Linked DNA regions of Homo sapiens: regions 1 and 3 are each linked to region 2. The links are chromatin loops, found by intact Hi-C in ENCODE. Cell type or tissue: mammary epithelial cell. All regions are shown on one strand.

Region 1 (4,000 bases), 190 kb after region 2:
GCGACTGCGCCTTGCCTGTCTCAGAATTGTTAATAGTTAGGAACAGAGAGGTAGTCAGAAGAACTGCAGTTTGAAAATTTGCCTTTCTTGATTTATAATTATGGTTGATTTGCCCAGTTAAGAGTTGGGAAGAGGCAGTATATAAAATGATCCCATCCAGTTTTTTTAATGAAATCATTGAGTTGGACCTTAAATTTTTTTTATTATTTTTTATTTTATTTTATATATTTTGTTTATTTATTTTTTTGAGATGGATTCTCGCTCTGTCGCCCCCAGGCAGGAGGGCAGTGGCGTGATCTCGGCTCACTACAATCTCTGCCTCCCAGGTTCAAGCGATTCTTCTGCCTCAGCCGCCCGAGTAGCTGGGACTACAGGTGCCTGCCACCATGCCCGGCTAGTTTTTGTGTTTTTAGTAGAGACAGGGTTTCACCATAGTGGCCAGGTTGGTCTCGAACTCCTGACCTTGTGATCTGCTCACCTTGGCCTCTCAAAGTGCTGGGATTACAGGCGTGAGCCAGCGCGCCCGGCGTGGACCTTAAAATTTTAAAAAAGTTTGTGTTAATGGCATATTTCATTGGAGTGAAACAAAACACTGGCTCCCATATGTAAGGCCCAAGAAGAACAAGATTTAAGAGAAATACGATTTTCTGTTTAAATATTTTTGATTTTTAGAGGCCCCTGTCAAAATTGAATGTTGAAGATGTTTGCCAAAGGCAGTAAATGGTATTATCCTGAGTTATAAATGCAGGGAGCCATGGGAGTTGGGAGGTGATGTCTTGTGAAATCATGCGGAGCTACTGCATAATGTTCAGGCCATGAGTGTTATTTATAGATTGTTGGTTTCGAAAGTATCTTTAGCTTTGAAATACAGCCCATTATAGCTGATGGGAAGATAGCATGTGAAGGATTGGGGTACAGGTGGCCGAAGCAGACAGTAGTAGGCCAGAAATAATACTGGAGTGAATGTGGACTTGCAGAAATAGTTCTTGGAGTTTTGAGAGAGAGACCTGTTAATTGTTTCAGACTAGCATCAGGGAATGTTGATGTCATGGGGTCATTTCATTACAGGTCCAAAGTTCTGTTCTGAATCAGGATGTGGAAGGTTAAGTTCATTTTCACTCATTCGCGTGGACTCTAGACAGTTGGTATACAATGATGTACAGTGTTGTATAACAAAGCTTAATTTTAGATGCAGGATGTCTTTTGCTCTCAAATAAATAGGTTGATGGTCTAGAACCTCTCTTTTTTTTTTTTTATTGGTGAGCGGAGACTCAAAGCAGAGATTATATGTTGGCTGTCCTTGTGGTCTGTTTTCATGTAGACTCTGACCAAACCTAGAGATTTTTTCCAGCTGTATGTTAAGCCACTCACTTCTAGAAACCAAAATACCTGTGTCTCCTCTTCTCTCAGCCACTTGTGCAGTCTTACTGTCCAGTACTCCTCATTCAGCATTCCTTCTCAGTCACCACTGTCCTTACTTCCTTGTGACAGGGACTGCTTTTAGTTTCCAGTGTTACATTATATAGTTGGTTCATTAGTTACATTATATGTTGCTGTCCCTTGCGAGCTTATTAGCCTTCTTGCTAAGCATCTGAGTAGGGTTGCACCTTTAATCAGCAGCATACTTAAGGTGTTTACTTCTGGAGAAGAGTTCCCTAGATGGTTAATGTTACTCATTTTATGTTGGTTCTTAATAGTTGAGATTGAGAGAATATTCTGACACATTCTACAATTTTTTTCCATCTTTTTAATGGGCTGTAGTTACAGAAGGTATTCATTTTTGTCTTGTCACTTCCTAGTTAAGTACAGCCTATAGGAGGGAGGAACCTGTACTGTTTGTTAGCTCTGAATTCCCTCTTTCCCATGCACATCTCTTCGGACTGTGTCATAATTTATTCTTGGCTTATTGTTATAATATACCATCTTGTCTCTGCTTGCTTTTCTACTTTTAACCACTTCCTGATATAGCTCTCTCCTTTGAAAACAGGAAAGAACCGGAGGCTGAAGCAGGCCAAAGAAGAAGCTCAGGCTGAAATTGAACAGTACCGCCTGCAGAGGGAGAAAGAATTCAAGGCCAAGGAAGCTGCGGTGGGGCACCATTTGTTTTTGTTACTGCTTTAGTTTCTGATCCCCTGTCCCGCCAAGGCTTTCAGAATATCCAGCATAGCTCAGAGATCCTGGTCGAAGTTTGAAAATGTGGTAGCTGTGTGTTTTATTGGCTGCTCAGGCATCTGTCTTTTAGGATGATCAGTTTTTCCATTCATATTGATTTCTAATTTTCATTTATTCACTCATTTAACACGTATCTGTTAAGCAGTTAACATGCGCCAGGTACTGTGCTAGATGCTAGGGATCAGTTGTGACCAGGAATAGACATGGTCCCTTCCCTCATGGAGTGTAGCTTACCATCCAGTGGTCAGGGAGACTCAGTAATACAGTGCAAATCATGCAGAGCTACTACTGAAAAATGCTGTGACGGTCATAAACATAAATCAAATGGAGCCCCACTTTAGTATATTGTATATAGTACAGACATTTACCAGTGATGTAGGCTATACTATGGTGCATACAATAATAGTACAAAAACAGATCACAGAAAGCATAGAGGAGGCAGGGACAATTGTGGAAAGGGGAAAGGATGGATAAGGGCCTCACAGAGAAAAGAAACTATCAGGACTCTTGGGTGCAGGTAACAAAATATAATTAAAACTGATTCTAAATGGGATGTATTGGCCTATATAATTAAAAACCCAAGAGCTTAAATAATATGCTCAGGACTTTCTCTCACCTCTGTGTTTGGCTTTGTATCATTCTCAAGTTCTACACTGTGGCCTCTAGTAGTTCCAGCATACACACTTCCAGGCCCAAGTCCAGTGAGTAAAGGCACATACCTCCCTCCTTGCATTAAGTAGCAAAAATTTTGATCAATTTTTTATTTTTTCTTTTTAAGAGACAGAGTCACACTCTATCATTCAGGCTTTAGTGCAGTGGTGTGATCATAGCTCACGGTGACCTGGAGCTTCTAGGCTTAAGCGATCCTCCCCTGCCCAGCCTTCTGAGTAGCTAGGACTGTAGGCATGATCCATCATGCTCAGCTAATTTTTTTTTTGTTTTTGTAGAGATAGGGTCTTGCTGTGTTGCCTTGGCTGGTCTCGAACTCCTGGCCTCAAGTGATCCTCACATCTCAACCTCCCAAAGTGCTGGATCATCTTTGTTCTTGGCAATTACAGTGCCATTAAAACGTGGCTGGGCATAGTGACTCACACCTGTAATCCCAATACTTTGGGAGGCTGAGGTGGGAGGATTGCTTGAAGCCACAAGTTCAAAACCAGCCTGGGCAATAAACCAAGACCCTGTCTCTACAAAAAAATAAGACAAATACAAATAAAACTTAACATGTTTCTTTGATTCTTGAACTGGGGCTGATAGGTGCTGTAAGTTGTCAGGCTGCTCATAAAACAATGTAGAAATACCCTTGTGTCAGGGCAGCCATCATCTTCATTTTTTTTTTTTTTTTTCTGAGACGGGGAGTTTTGCTCTTGTTGCCCAGGCTGGAGTGCAATGGCATGATCTCGGCTCACTGCAACCTCTGCCTCCCAGGTTCTAGCGATTCTTCCACCTCAACCTCCCGAGTAGCTGAAATTGCAGGCATGCGCCACCACATCCGGCTAAATTTGTATTTTTAGTAGAGATGGGGTTTCTCCTTGTTGGTCAGGCTTGTCTTGAACTCCCGACCGCAGGTGATCTGCCTGCCCCGGCCTCCCAGAGTGCTAGGATGACAGGTGTGAGCCACCGCGCCCAGCGCCCCCCGCCCCTTTTTTTTTTTTTTTCCTGTCCGAGATGTAGTCTTGCTCTGTCACCCAGGCTGGAGCGCAGTGGCGTCATCTCAGTTCACTACGACCTCCACCTCCCAGGTTCAAATGATTCTCCTGCCTCAGCCTCCCAAGTAGCTGAGACTGCAGGTGTGCGCCACCATGCCCGGCTAATTTTTGTATTTTTA
Region 2 (4,000 bases):
AAAATCCCCGAGGCTCAGGAGGTTAAGGAGCTTGCCTAAGGCTGTCTGGTGGTGGCATCAGGACTTGAATCGAAGCCTGACTCCGAAGACTGTCTCAGCCACCTGGCCATGTCAAAACTGAGAGGAGCTTAAAGATTCCCAAGACCAATCTCAGCCTCAGCCCCTAGTGTCAGTGCAAAGGCAGAGCTGAAACTGGGCCTCCAGATTCCTAATCCAGTGCTCCTCCAGGACGTCCAAATCCCTCCAGTTATAGGGAGCTCACTACCTCCCTTTGTGGTCACTTGCCAAGCTGAGCCCTGGTCCCGGGACCTCCCATTCTGTGCCTGGGGCCCGTGTTCCTCTCAGCCCTCTGCATCCTCCTCCTCCTGGCTCACCGGTTTGTTGGCCCCATCTGTGGGCCTCTCGTTCCGAGGCAGCTCCTTGCTACTCCTGCTCTTGGTGGACACCGACTGCCTTCCTCGGCCTGGGGCGCTGGCCTCTGCCTCGCCAGCATCCACACCACTGTCCTCGCTTAGAGTCTGCCCGCTGTCCGAGAGCTGGGAGAGCGTAGAGGCTGCTGGAGAGGGGAAAAGGAAGAGAGAAGCAGCTTATATAGCTGGGGTCAGGGAGGGCTGCCTGGAGGCAGTGACGGAGATGGAGGCTGGAAGGCTGGGGGAATTCCCCAGGCAAAGATGGGGGAAGGAATGAAGAGATCGTGGGGCCAGAGGGCAGGTCCACTCCCTGCCACCCTCTCCACCTACTCAAGACCTGTCCTTTCAACCAGACCTGGTCTTGAAGGCTGTGACTTCCAGGACATCTGCCTGGATCTCCCAGTTCCCAGCCACTGGCATAATGATAAAACAGAGGTCAGGAGGCAAACCTAGCCCACAGATGTGGGTGTTTTCTTTGTTTTAAAACTCACATAATGCTACCAATTTTTAATGATGAACCAACACATTCAAATTAGAAGATTTCATATAAGTAATTTCTAGTTTCCCAAGAATAAAAGAGAAATTCCACCACACCTAGCCTGAACCCCTGCATGGCCCCTGCCTGAGCCGAGTGGTGGGCACATGCCCTCCAGCCACCAGTCAACTTCACTATGTGTGTAACAGCCTGGCCCCTGAGTTTGAGACCCTAACTTAAGAACACACACTCTGGAGTCTGGCAGGTCAGGTTTGAATTCCCACTGACCAGCTGTGCAAGCCTGGGCAAGTAACAGAGCCTCTCTAAGCCTCCTATGTTCTCCTTCTAATACAGAAATGATGGTGCCTAACCACTGGGGTGATTGTAAAAACTCACAGATCTGATGTATAGAATGGAGCAGTCCAGGGAATAGACTTGTGCTAGACTGCCTGGCTCCAGGGTGTGGGTTCTTAACCTAGGGTTTCAAACTCAGGGGCCCGGCTGTTATACACATAGTGAAGCAGCGTGGGTTGACTGGTGGGCTGGAGGGCATGTGCCCACCACTCAGCTCAGGCAGGGGCCATGCAGAGGTTCAGACCAGGTGTGGTGGAATTTCTCTTTTTCTCTTGGTAAGCTAGAAATTACTACTTTCTCTCTCTCTCTCTTTTTTTTTTTTTTTTTTTTTTGAGACAGATTCTCACTCTGTCATCTAGGCTGGAGTGCAGTGGTGCAATCTTGGCTCACTGCAACCTCTGCCTCCTGGGTTCAAGTGGTCCTCCCACCTCAGCCTTCTGAGTAGCTGGGACTACAGGTGCCCACCACACCTGGCTAATTATCGTATCTTTAGTAGAAATGGGGCTTTCAGCAAGTTGCCCAGGCTCCTGAGGTCGAAATCCTGACCTCAAATGACCTGCCCGTCTCCGCCTCCCAAAGTGCTTGGATTACAGGCATGAGCCACTGCACCTAGCCAGAAATTACTACTTTGTATGTCTCAGTTTGTTCATTTGTAAAATGGAGATAATAATAGTACCAACCTCATAGGGCTACTGGGAGGATTAAATGAGTTAATACTATAGGCAAGGCCCTTTGAACACTGGCACAAAGTGCTTATTGTTAGTACGGCTGTTAGCTCTTATTATCCCTGCATGTCCAGCTCAGTGCCAGCTCTAGAGACAGCAGTGATCCATCTGTGACAGCCCTGGGTCTTCTCACCACGTCTGCCTGCTCTCCCTCAGCTGCCTCCCCTCACTAGGCTGCGAGCGCCAGAGCCCTGCATTTTGCATCTTGGTCTGTGCAGGCGCTCAGGGAATGTCCTACGGGGCCTATGTATCACTGTAGCCGCAAGATGGCAGCAGAATCCAACAAAATGCTCCCAACTCACTCACAGGCGGGAGCTCCACAGCTTTCAGGGTGGGGAGGCAGGCTCTGCCCTTCCCTCTACCCCACAGCCCATGTCCTCTAGCAAACCGGGGCACAGCGTCAGCTGGCCTCCCCAAGATTCTTCCTGCACCCTGACCCTAGACCTGCCAGGGGTCCAGAGACTGCCACTTCAGTTTCCAGCATCTACTCCAGGCCAGGCCATGGCGGACAGGAAGGGAAGCCACCCCTGCCCTCCACGAGTTCAGTCCTCCTGGTGAACACAGGGTGGCCAGGGTAGGGGGAGCTGGAGAAGGCACCCCGACGCTCGCAGCAACCTGGCAGGACTGTCACTGTTATCTCCATTTTATGATGGGGAAAGCAAGGTGTAGACGGCAGCTTGTCCACAGTCACACAGCCAGTCAGTGGCAGAGCCGGGATTCAAACTGGGGTCTCCAACTCCCTTCGCCACTCTGGCCCTGAGCCCCCTCAACAAGTAGCTGGTCCCCCCCTTCACTGTGTCATCAGGTAGACTGACCTGAAGAGGACAGGGACCCCCAAGGACCACAGAGCCTGGCCTTGCTGTACTCACTGCGCGTCTGGGGCAGCGCCCTCACTTCATTGACGTCTGGCTCGCTGTCGGGGCGGTGGACCTCCACCATGACAAAGTGCTGGTTTGTGCCTGTCTGGTCTGGGTGGCCAGAGGGTGATGGGGGCAGAAGGCAGCCCCCAGCCACTGTGGCCTCTGCAGAGGGGCTTTTCAGGTGCGGGGGTGACTGGACCCGTGGGAAGGGGCCGATGGGGTGTTGGTTGACCAGGGCCAGATGGGCGTCCAGCGGCCTCTTGGAGCTGGGGTTGGCAGGGGAGACGGAGGCATAGATGGGGGAAGAGGGCAAGTCCTGTGCAGAGGAGGTCCCTGGGGTGGGTGCGGTGCCCGCTGGCGGGCTGCGGTTCTGTGGAGCCGAGAAGACAGTGCCCGAGCAGGAAGGCATGGAGGAAGGTGGCTGGAGGTCCTCTCTCCCCAGCTTCCTTGGCTGGCCTAGTGGGAGGTCGTTGCCTTGGGCCAGAGGTGGTGGGCGAGGCAGTGGCTTGAAGCTTGACAGCCCCTGGGAGGTGGATCTGACATCATCCTGCCAAAAGACCCAACAGGCGGAGAAGGAGTCAGACCCCATCACGCCTGGAAGAGGGGAGGCCGAGCAGCTGAGTGGTGCCAGGCCCAGCTGGAATTCTGTCCCCACTCTAACTGCTCTTGGCCACACTGCTCTGAATAATGCAACACCTGAGTGGAAAACTTCTCCCCTGCATCTCGGCAGCTGATAAGCGTTGGGATCTTGGCGGGTGTCTCTGGGGACAGCATCATTACCTTTGGGAACTGAAGTTCTTGGCATCAGCCAGAGCTTGTCACAGGGAACAAGACTTCATTAGAGACACGATGAAGAGGATGGAAATACAAAAAATGCATTTATTTGGCTTTTCTTTTTAGGGGGTGATCTTGAGTACTAGAGGCAAGAGGTATGAAAGGACTGGAGAGAGAATGGACAGGAGGAGATGGATACATGGGCTGGGGTGCTATGTGGCCCCAGGCAAGGCACAACACCTCTCTGAGTGCACCTCTGGGCAATGGGGAAAAGCACATCTACCCAGCAGAGGTGGTGTGGTGATGTCAAAAGCCACGTGAATACTGTTAGCACAGTGCCTGCGCCACAGCAGGTGCACAGTGAGGGGCAGCTATGGACACTGTGACTACCACTCCCCTCTG
Region 3 (4,000 bases), 66 kb before region 2:
AGTGAAGTCAGAAGAGGCAGGAGCCCCGCAGGCTGTGAGCCTGGCGCAGGTCGGCTGACAGCGAGCTTCTCATCTGCCTGGTGGTAGAGCGGACGCTCTCGGCAGCCTGCACGGCCCGGCTCAGGGCCTTGTTGAGCTCCTCTAGGTCGCCCAGGTCGAGCTGGATGGAGTGCCGGTGTCTCCGGGCTGGTGGGGGAGAGGCTGTGGGCGGCCACTTGGCAGCTGGTTGGGCTGAGGTAGGTCCTGCAGGCGCATAGTACCTGAGGAGAGAAGTGAGTGGGCTCGTTACACATGGGGAGGGCTGGGGACAAGCCGAGGAGCACCGTGTGTGGGGTCAACCCCCTTCTAAATCCCAGCTGGGCCAGTGGCTCCTACTCTCTGGGTCTCAGTTTCTTTACCTCTAAAATGGGAATAATGGGCACACATCCAGGGATTTCTTAGAAAGATGAAGGAAGATAACAACATGAGTGCCTGACCCAGAACAGGTGTTCAAGGACAGGAAGTTCAATCTACCTGTTCATCTGATTTACTGCCCATCTAGTACATGCCAGCCAGCGTGCCAGGCTCTGGGGTTACAGTGGGACAAGAAAACATGGACTCCTGCAATCTTCTTGGAGCCGGATCTTGGGGAGGCCAGGATCACCCTAGGCTTGATAGCAAAACCCCCTCATGGAAGAATATCTGGGGGTTCCATTTGCCAAGCAAGGGGTGCTGGAGAAAGGCAATAATTAATAATTAATAATAGTAATAATAATAATAATAGGGATTCTGCAGGAGTGGGAGGGTCTGGCCCCATGTCCTGGGAAGTGGGTAGAAGAGCATCCTTCCTAGCCCAGTCCTATAGGAATGTGAGGTGTTGTTTTAAAGTGCTGTGGGAATGGGCTGACAAGCCCATTGAGATGAAGCACGGATTTCCCTAAGAGGTGACAATGGCATCCATCAGGGCCACTAAGTTTAGGGTTCAAGGAAACCAGCAGTGGGCAAGAGGGGGTGTGGCCTCAGCACTGTTAAATAAAGGGTGTGTGTGGTGGAGGAGGGAGATAAAGAAGCATGGACCTAAATCAGGAATAAGTTTAGGAGGACGCAGCAGAGTCATTCATTGGCATCTTGCTTGGCACACTGTAAACTCTGGCTTTATTCCTGAGCCCCTGCTGTCTAACTTGCATTGTTATACAGTGTGTAGAAACAGATGATCCAAACAGACATTTCTCCAAAGGAGCTATTCAAATGGACAATACGTACATGAAAAGATGCATATCCTTAGCCATCAGGAAATGCAAAGTGAAACCACTGCACACCCTCTAACATCAAAAAGGACAGATAGCAACAAGTGTTGACAAGAATGTGGAGAAACTGGAATCCTCAGCACTGCTGGTGGGAATGTAAATGGTGGAGCCACTGTGGAAAACAGTCTGACAGTTCCTCCAACAGTTAAACCCAGTGCCTAGCCCAGGGCTGGCATCCTCATCTTTGGTACCCATGTACCAGTTGGTGCCTTTATCTTTATTTTACAGATGAGCAAAGCGGAGCTCAGAGAAGCTAAGTGATTCAGGAGGCAGTAGAATGCACCAGCCTTAGCAGCTCAGGCCCTGGAGCCCTGCCCCAAATCCCAGTCATTCTGCTGGGCTACTCATGGGACTCTGGACAAGCTAAGTCACTTTGCAAGGCCTCTGTTTTCCCACCTAAAACGACCACAGTTAGCAACCTCTCAGCTTAGAGCTGATGGAAAATTCAGGTAAAAAGCTGGCACTGCCTGGCTCCGGTAAGTGCTCCATAAACGTGAGCTCCTAAGACCCAGAGTCAGACAGCTGGAAGGGGCAGCCATGGGTTCACACCTGGGCCCGACTCTCCCCACATATCTAATGTGTGCTAATTGGCAAGCAGCAGATGCTGATAAAATAATCTGAACTGTATGAACGGGCTTCTTGCATCCCCAAAACAGCAGCCTGCACTCCCTCCTCTAGGGACCGTCTGGTGTAAGTAACTACAGAGGCTCCTCAAATTACGATGGGGTTATGCCCCTATAAACCCGCTGTAAAGTCGAAAAATCATAAATCGAACCATTGTAAAAGTAGGGACTGTCTGGGCTGGGTTTTCATACACCCCCACCTTCTGTTAATTTGATGACCAACTTGGCCTGAAAGTTACCCAAAACTCTCCCTAGGGCCAACACTGAAAAAGTCCCTCTGGGCTGGAAAGTCTCGGCTGCAGGGGCTATGGGACGGCTGCCCAGCAGGGGGCAGCACAGGCCCACTCCGCTTTCCAAACTACACTGGTCTCAACCACTGGGCCCGTTCAGTCCTGCTGACCAGCAGCTGGAGAAATTTCAGGGTGTCACCAGCGCAAATTCTAGCAGCATTAGAAGCACCATCATTATTGGCAACTTCTATGTACTATGGGCTTTCCATGCATTAATTCATTCAATCCTCAGCACAACCCATTTCGCAGAGAAGGAAACTGAGGCATAGGTATAACCCGCCCATCCTGAGTTGGAAACAGCAACCTGGTGAGTTCTGCCCACAGGCCTGAGCCTGGAAGAATGTGAAATGGGGCCTCAGGAGAAGTAAAGACTCCATGGCTACCGTGGGGTCACCAAATTCTGGGCAAAACCTTTCCCGATCAATGAGTTGGAACACTGGCAGGCGCTTTCCCCCGTGTCTGCTGGAGGTCTGAGCATGCAGCATTGGTTCTCATCTCTGCTGGAGTGGAAGATTCCTTAGCGACTTGCTTAGACTCAGCTGAGAGGGCAGCAAGAAAGCAAATTTACATACCGGGCGCGGTGGCTACACCTTGTAATGCCAGTGCTTTGGGAGGCCAATGCGGGCAGATCACCTGAGGCCAGGAGGTCAAGACCAGCCTGGCCAACATGGCGAAACCCATCTCTACCAAAAATACCAAAAAAATTAGCCGGGTGTGGTGGCACACTATTGTATTCCCAGCTACTTGAGAGGAGGAGGCATGAGAATAGCTTGAATCTTGGAGATGGGGGTTGCAGTGAGCCAAGATGGCGCCACTGCACTCCAGCCTGGGCGACAAAGCCAGACCCTGTCTCAGAAAACACATATACATAAAAAATTTTTAAAAGCACATTTATAGGCCTGGTCCCCGAATAGAGGACCAGGGCTGGATGGCGCCTTGGGTCCCTGCTCCACCAAGCACCAGCCCTCACAGTGACGCAGGCCCTCACTGCCTACACACCCAGGCTTCTGGCAACACAGCCACTGAAGACATCCAGTCCCAATCGACTCATTTCACAGCAGGGGAAGCAGGCAGAGAAGTAGCTGCTGACAGCTGAGACAAGAAGACAGGTTTCCTACTTCTGGGGACTGGGCTTTTGTCCCTGCACAATCCTATCATGTTGAACCCACTTTTACTCCTTCTTCTTCCTACTAGTGACAACACTGAGCAATAGCAACATTCTCTGTGATGGCGAAGCTACTGTTTGCTCAGCAATGAGCACGTGACCAAATGGCACCACAAACTCCACACACTTCTCATTTGGTTCCTGCCACGTGCCACACTTAATCCTCACGCACAGGATTAAGTACGTGGTTGAGACTCTTCCTCCATTTAACAGATGGGGAAGTGGAGGCTCTGAGAGGAAGTTAGTTTGCCAAGGCCACAGTGCTACTAGGGGGCAGATGGGACTCCACGGTAGCTCTGGCCAACTCCAAACCCAAGCCACTTCTGTCTCGGCTGCCCTGCCTCTCCTGGCTTGACTGATGTTACGTCCAGAATCTGTGCAAAAAGTCCTACAATATTCCCGACCAGGACTCCCCAGAGATGTCCAGGTCATCAAAAACAAGGAAGGTCTGAGGATCTGTCACAGCCGAGGGGGCGTAAGGAGGCATGGCAATCGCATACCACATGGGATCGTGGATGGGATCCTGGAACAGAGACAGGACTTTGGAGGAAAACGGCCTGAAGGAACTACGAACTTCAGTTACCAATAATGTATGGATATTGCTTCACTAACGTGGCCAATGTGCCACATTATTGT

What was found. Hi-C counts contacts between places; a loop is a spot of excess contacts. Peaks named below come from ENCODE experiments on the same cell type or tissue, not always from the same donor. Only the 100,000 strongest peaks of a DNase experiment are listed, where the experiment ranks them.
Region 1: a loop joins it to region 2, with 6 times the contacts of the local background. A loop is called at or near these places in 35 of 110 quality-filtered maps.
Region 3: it touches region 2 in a loop (6-fold over the local background); 29 of 110 quality-filtered maps call a loop at or near these places.

The regions. Positions count from the first base shown.
Region 1 is chr9:114,590,565-114,594,564 of GRCh38, forward strand. It overlaps ATP6V1G1 (ATPase H+ transporting V1 subunit G1), which reads left to right. Exons shown (of 3, transcript NM_004888.4): 2 at 1,988-2,088. Among named protein-coding and RNA genes, the nearest start is that of ATP6V1G1, 4.8 kb to the left of the region's middle. In mammary epithelial cell, a CTCF peak has its summit at 2,068 (motif pointing right); a DNase peak (open chromatin) is centred at 1,947; H3K4me3 peaks cover 308 bases; H3K27ac peaks cover 2,312 bases.
Region 2 is chr9:114,403,522-114,407,521 of GRCh38, forward strand. WHRN (whirlin) reads right to left here. Exons shown (of 12, transcript NM_015404.4): 9 at 2,834-3,371; 10 at 375-556. Among named protein-coding and RNA genes, the nearest start is that of AKNA, 18 kb to the left of the region's middle. RefSeq lists enhancers at 1,907-1,956, 1,936-2,437, 2,297-2,406. In mammary epithelial cell, a CTCF peak has its summit at 2,220 (motif pointing right); DNase peaks (open chromatin) are centred at 1,220 and 2,220; H3K4me3 peaks cover 171 bases; H3K27ac peaks cover 984 bases.
Region 3 is chr9:114,337,047-114,341,046 of GRCh38, forward strand. It overlaps AKNA (AT-hook transcription factor), which reads right to left. Exons shown (of 22, transcript NM_001317950.2): 22 at 1-260. The coding sequence ends at 8. Among named protein-coding and RNA genes, the nearest start is that of ORM2, 9.2 kb to the left of the region's middle. In mammary epithelial cell, a CTCF peak has its summit at 2,237 (motif pointing right); no DNase peak of the experiment used is centred here.